Linked DNA regions of Homo sapiens: region 2 is linked to region 1. Evidence: chromatin loops called from intact Hi-C (ENCODE). Cell type or tissue: tibial artery. All regions are shown on one strand.

Region 1 (2,500 bases):
CTCAAATTAAACATATCCCCAGACACCCCAAATCTCCTTTTCTCCCATGGTACTTTGCTGATGCCTCTTCCTAGCATTTGTCACACTGTACTGCTGGGGTTATTTCATTGAAGACATGGACTATTTCTTACTCAATTTAAAATTCCTAGCCCCTGGCAAAGCACTGCCACACAGTAGGCATCTGCTAAATATGAGTGAGGAAGTACAAATCTTGTGACACTGTTGAATTGAACCTGACACAGAGCATCTCTGCTCTGCCTAGAATGTTTCCTGCTTTCCTTGGCTCTATAGTTTGGGTTATGTTTTGGTTACTGTGTTGCTTTGTTTTTAACTTTCTGATTGTTGCTGGGTAATCTCCTTGGGACTCTCTTGGTTGCTATGCTTCACATGCTGTGAGATTTCCATTTGTAACTAAATGGTCACATTTTTTTTATCAGCCTCTGGCATGGAACAGGGCCTCAAAGAAGCTCGATTGCAACCACACACATATTTGTGGACAGTAACAAGCAGGAAAGGAGTTTGGCAGGAGTTCCCTTATCTCTGCCCAGAGCCATCCCTCGTGTCTCATTTCACCGTCTGCTTCCTCAAAAAAGAGCTCACGTTCTCACTACTCAACACACCCATGTGAATGTTTATTCCACTAGTAATGGATCTATAAATTTATAAAATGAAGTTTATTAACCTCAAAATAAAAATGAGAGGGTTCAAACTTTTTTTCTCTCTCTTTTGTGGGATAAGGTCTTTTTGTAATTTTTTTGTTAATTTTAAAACAGATATTGTATAGCCGACCTTTTTTTAAAAAAATGGAAGATTTCTATTGAAATCCTATTTGAAAGGAGATGTCTAGCTTATTTGCCTTTTATAAACATGTTACAGTAAACTTCCTTTATCTAGAAATGTTGGGAACCGAAGTATTCAGATTAATCGAATACCCTAATTAATCCAAAAATATTTCCTAAATATTTCTCAACACTATCCTAGACATTGAGATGAAATTCGAAGAAGAATTTTACAATACTGTTGGGAGTGAGGAGAAATCTAAGACGTGTAGTAATTTGTGAACAACTTAAGAGGATGGTAGCAAATCAAATAAATCCTTAAATGAGCCCTTGAGGCTGACAAAAATATGACGATGTTTCTCTGGGTAACTTAATCTCCTGTTCTCCAAAATGATTATTCAAGTCTTCTTCACTCTTCTCAAACTGCTGATTCTCTGCTGCGGTGCCACTGTCACAGCCACTGACTTCGCCTACATTTTTACCACCTCCCCCACGCTCAGAGGGCGACCTTGACTCCTACTTCGTATGAGAGAATAAAATACAGAAGCCCTCAGAAATTTCCTCAACTTCTTAAAACCAAATATATCAGCTTACACCCATCCCTTTCACTCCATTCAGATATAATAAAGGAACTGTCCCTTTCCTATCTAAGGCCAATCATTCCAGTGTCCTATATCCCCCTCCTCTTTTCTTCTCAGAATTCTTAAACAGGAATAACTATTCTTTCTCACTTTTACAGACTCACCCCCCTCCATCAGAATTTCTGAACAGTTTTTAACACATCATCAAGACTTTCATTGAAAAACTACCCTTCTCAACTCCCATTCTCCTGCTGATATGATGCTATCTCTCTTTCCCTCTTCACAGACATATTTTCCAGAAAACTTGTCTACACTCACATCTCCACTTTCTGAACCCTCATTCACTCATCAACCCAATCTGGCCTCTGCCTCACACTCCACCAAAAGAGCTCTTGCAAATGTGACTGATGTGTTCCATGTTACTAATAGGTGTTTCTCAGATAGCTTCAATTATAACCTACATGATAATTCACAAATCTATTTATTTGTGAGAAGTGACCCAACTCTGAAGCCAGACTCCCCACATTTGAGTCATAGCTCTACCACTTAATAGTCGCATGCCTCAAGGAAGTTATTGAAACTCTCTGTGCCTTGATATTAAAAATGTAAATAATAGGTAATAATTAACCTCAGATACCTGCAGATATTCAGTGGATTAATTCTTTCATACATATGTATTGAATACAAATGTATTGAAATAGCACCTAGAAATTGCTATTATATGTCTAGCCCAAATCTCTCTTCTGAACTCTAGACTTACATATGAAATTTCATACTGGACATTTCCACTTACACATGTCAAAAATACTGTATTAGTTTTCTACTGCTGCTATAACAAATTACCACAAACATGAGTATAGTTCTGTAGGTCAAAAGTTTGACAAAGATCTCAATGGACTAAAGTCAAGGTCCAAGGTGCTAGTAGGGCTGTTTTCCTTTCTGGAGGCTCAAGGGGAAAATCTGTTTTCTTGCCTTTGCCAGCTTCTAGAGGCCACCTGCATGCCTTGAGTTGTGATCCCTTTTCTCCATCTTCTATGGCATCTCTTTTTCTTACTCCCTTCCTCTGTCTACCTCTTCCCTCTTTAAAAATTGAGATATAATTCACATACCATAAAATTCATCATTTTAAAGTTTAAAATT
Region 2 (2,500 bases), 88 kb after region 1:
ATGCAGATATTAGCTTTTCAACCTCCGCAGGAGGGGAAGGACCCCTGGAGGGAGGTGGAATATAGGATAAGCAAGGCAATCCACTTTATTCCAGGTAAGTACTATTATTATCATCCTTATTCCTCACCCTTCAGTTTGATAGATAGGGTAACTGAGACACAGAGGATTAAGTAAATGGCTCAGCCAGGTGTGGTGGCTCACGCCTGTAATCCCAGCACTTTGGGAGGCCAAGGTGGGAGGATCACTTGAGGTCAGGAGTTCGAGACCAGCCTCGGCAACATGGTAAAACACCATCTCCACAAAAAATACAAAACTTGGCCAGGCATGGTAGTGTGTACCTGTAAATCCCAGCTACTCCAGAACGGAAGCATGAGAATCCTTTGAACCCAGGAGGAGGAGGTTGCAGTGAGCTGAGATCGCACCACAGCACTCCAGCCGGACAACACAGCAAGACACTGTCTCAAACAAACAAACAAACAAACAAACAAAAAAGGAAATTGCTCAAGGTCACACTAAGACAGTCTTCAAAGAACCCATGTTCTTAACAACTGGGCTTCACTCCTGAAAGTCCAGTGTGTCCTGTGCACACACAGGTTAAATGAAAATCCCAGTAGCATTTTTTTTTGCTTAAGGTGAAATCTTTTTCAGTGATAAAAAACATTTCAACAGTGTAAATCAGGAAAGAGCCAAAGCTCTAGTACACTACTGCACTCTTATTGACCTTTACAACACTAAATAAAATCTACTTAGAGAGGATCCAGCAAAGCTTTTGAATTTCACTTTTTCAGAATCTCCAACTGTTGATTCAGGTACTATTAGATGCTATTTGAGACGATGTTTTGATGGAGAATCAGGAATATTCAGCAATTCAACTTCAAGTGAACCCCTACTATTCACTAAATTGAAAGGCAAATCTCAGAATTTACTATTAAATGTGACAATGAGTCCCTTCCAAAGACACCAAAATCAGGCCTTCAGAGAGGAATAGAAATATTTCTCATCCCCTAGCCCAGACCTGGTGTGGCAGAGACACTGCCTAGTGTTTACCAAGCCCATTTACTTTCCTCCTGGGCCCCTTGGCAATTAGGCTCAGGCTATGTGAGTTCTGACTAATGGAAGATGTGTGGCAGTGATATACATGACTTCTATGCCTGGCCACTCATTCTGTGACAACTAGGATTTGTGCTGTCAATGGTGGTGTCAAAAGATAGAAGAAACCTGAACTCCTCCTGCGTGACTGCCAACCACATTGACTGTGATGTGAGGAAGCAATATATTTGTATCAAATTAAGCCACTGAGGTCTGGGACTCTTTGTTAGACGAGTTAGCTGACCTGGACCTTCTGCTACAGATCTTCTTAGCAAATGCAAACCTGGGTCCAGTAGACCTAGCCCGCCGGCAGGGGCAGACCAAGTTAGATTTGTAAAGGAGCATACAAAAGAGTGTTACTCTCTGGATAGCCTTCATCTCATGGCATTTTTCCTACCATTTCCTCATCAACATCATCTCTTTTTTTCAAAATTAATCGAAGTGTTGCCATTTCCTTTGCCTTGCTTCTGTTTCGCAGGTCAGAGCAATGAACCTGGACACTGTTGGAGATGGAAAAAAAGAACTAAGATGGAGTCAGAGAAAAGGGACCCTACCTGTAATTGCTGGATGTGTAAATGCCTTAGACAGTTCCACCCTGGAAAAAGTAATCCCTTCCAAATGCTGAAACCAGGCCATCAGGATCAGCTCTCTTCTTCTACCTGAGATGGGTGCAAGCTGGGTAAAAAGACATCAGGGAGAAAGACGATTTATGCTTGCTCTTCGGTGCACCACTGGGAACCACTGGGACAGAATGCAATGCAAGGTTCTCCTTCTGTGTATTACAACACACGAACAGGCTAAACCAGATTTCCCTCCCTAAGAAAAAAAACTAAAGCTCTTTAAAAGCACCATTTATGTACAATAGCAAATATGTTCATTGTAGATCACTTTTAGCTGTTCATTAAACCAAATCCCCTGGGGACATTTTATGCCAATGCTTTGGAAATTAGTCCTTGTTACTTTATGTAATTGAAAACAATAAAGCTAAGTGCCTGTTACACTCTTCTGTAATTTGAAACAGGGATTTGCAACCTCAGGTCCTATCTCCAGGCCCTTCACTGGCCTCAGAGGTAATGATGGGAAACTGTGTGTTATATTCATTATATCAGAAAACCTTGCAGAAATGGCACATTTAACTTGAAGCTGTATGAGCTCACTAAAATGCCAAGTCTCTGTTTTTTGACTGAGATAACATCAATTTAGTACAATAATTGATTGTCTAAAAGGATAATGATTGATAACTGATTATCTCATGCTATCTGGGAACTTTAAATAATAGTAATTTAATGTCTTAGATTAATATAAATGGGATAAATTAATGATGCTATAAGACTTTCAAAAAGAAGACCCTTTAAGAAATAGGCTTCACGTAGAAAAAAACTATTAACAGTTTAAAAATCTAGCCAAAAAG

What was found. Peaks named below come from ENCODE experiments on the same cell type or tissue, not always from the same donor. Only the 100,000 strongest peaks of a DNase experiment are listed, where the experiment ranks them.
Region 2: a loop joins it to region 1, with 2.7 times the contacts of the local background. A loop is called at or near these places in 1 of 110 quality-filtered maps.

The regions. Positions count from the first base shown.
Region 1 is chr6:79,267,974-79,270,473 of GRCh38, reverse strand. No RefSeq gene overlaps it. Among named protein-coding and RNA genes, the nearest start is that of HMGN3, 35 kb to the right of the region's middle. In tibial artery, no CTCF peak of the experiment used is centred here; a DNase peak (open chromatin) is centred at 1,234.
Region 2 is chr6:79,179,751-79,182,250 of GRCh38, reverse strand. It overlaps LOC124901347 (a long non-coding RNA gene), which reads left to right. Exons shown (of 2, transcript XR_007059653.1): 2 at 1,568-2,087. Among named protein-coding and RNA genes, the nearest start is that of HMGN3-AS1, 53 kb to the left of the region's middle. RefSeq lists a silencer at 1,082-1,282. In tibial artery, no CTCF peak of the experiment used is centred here; a DNase peak (open chromatin) is centred at 1,205.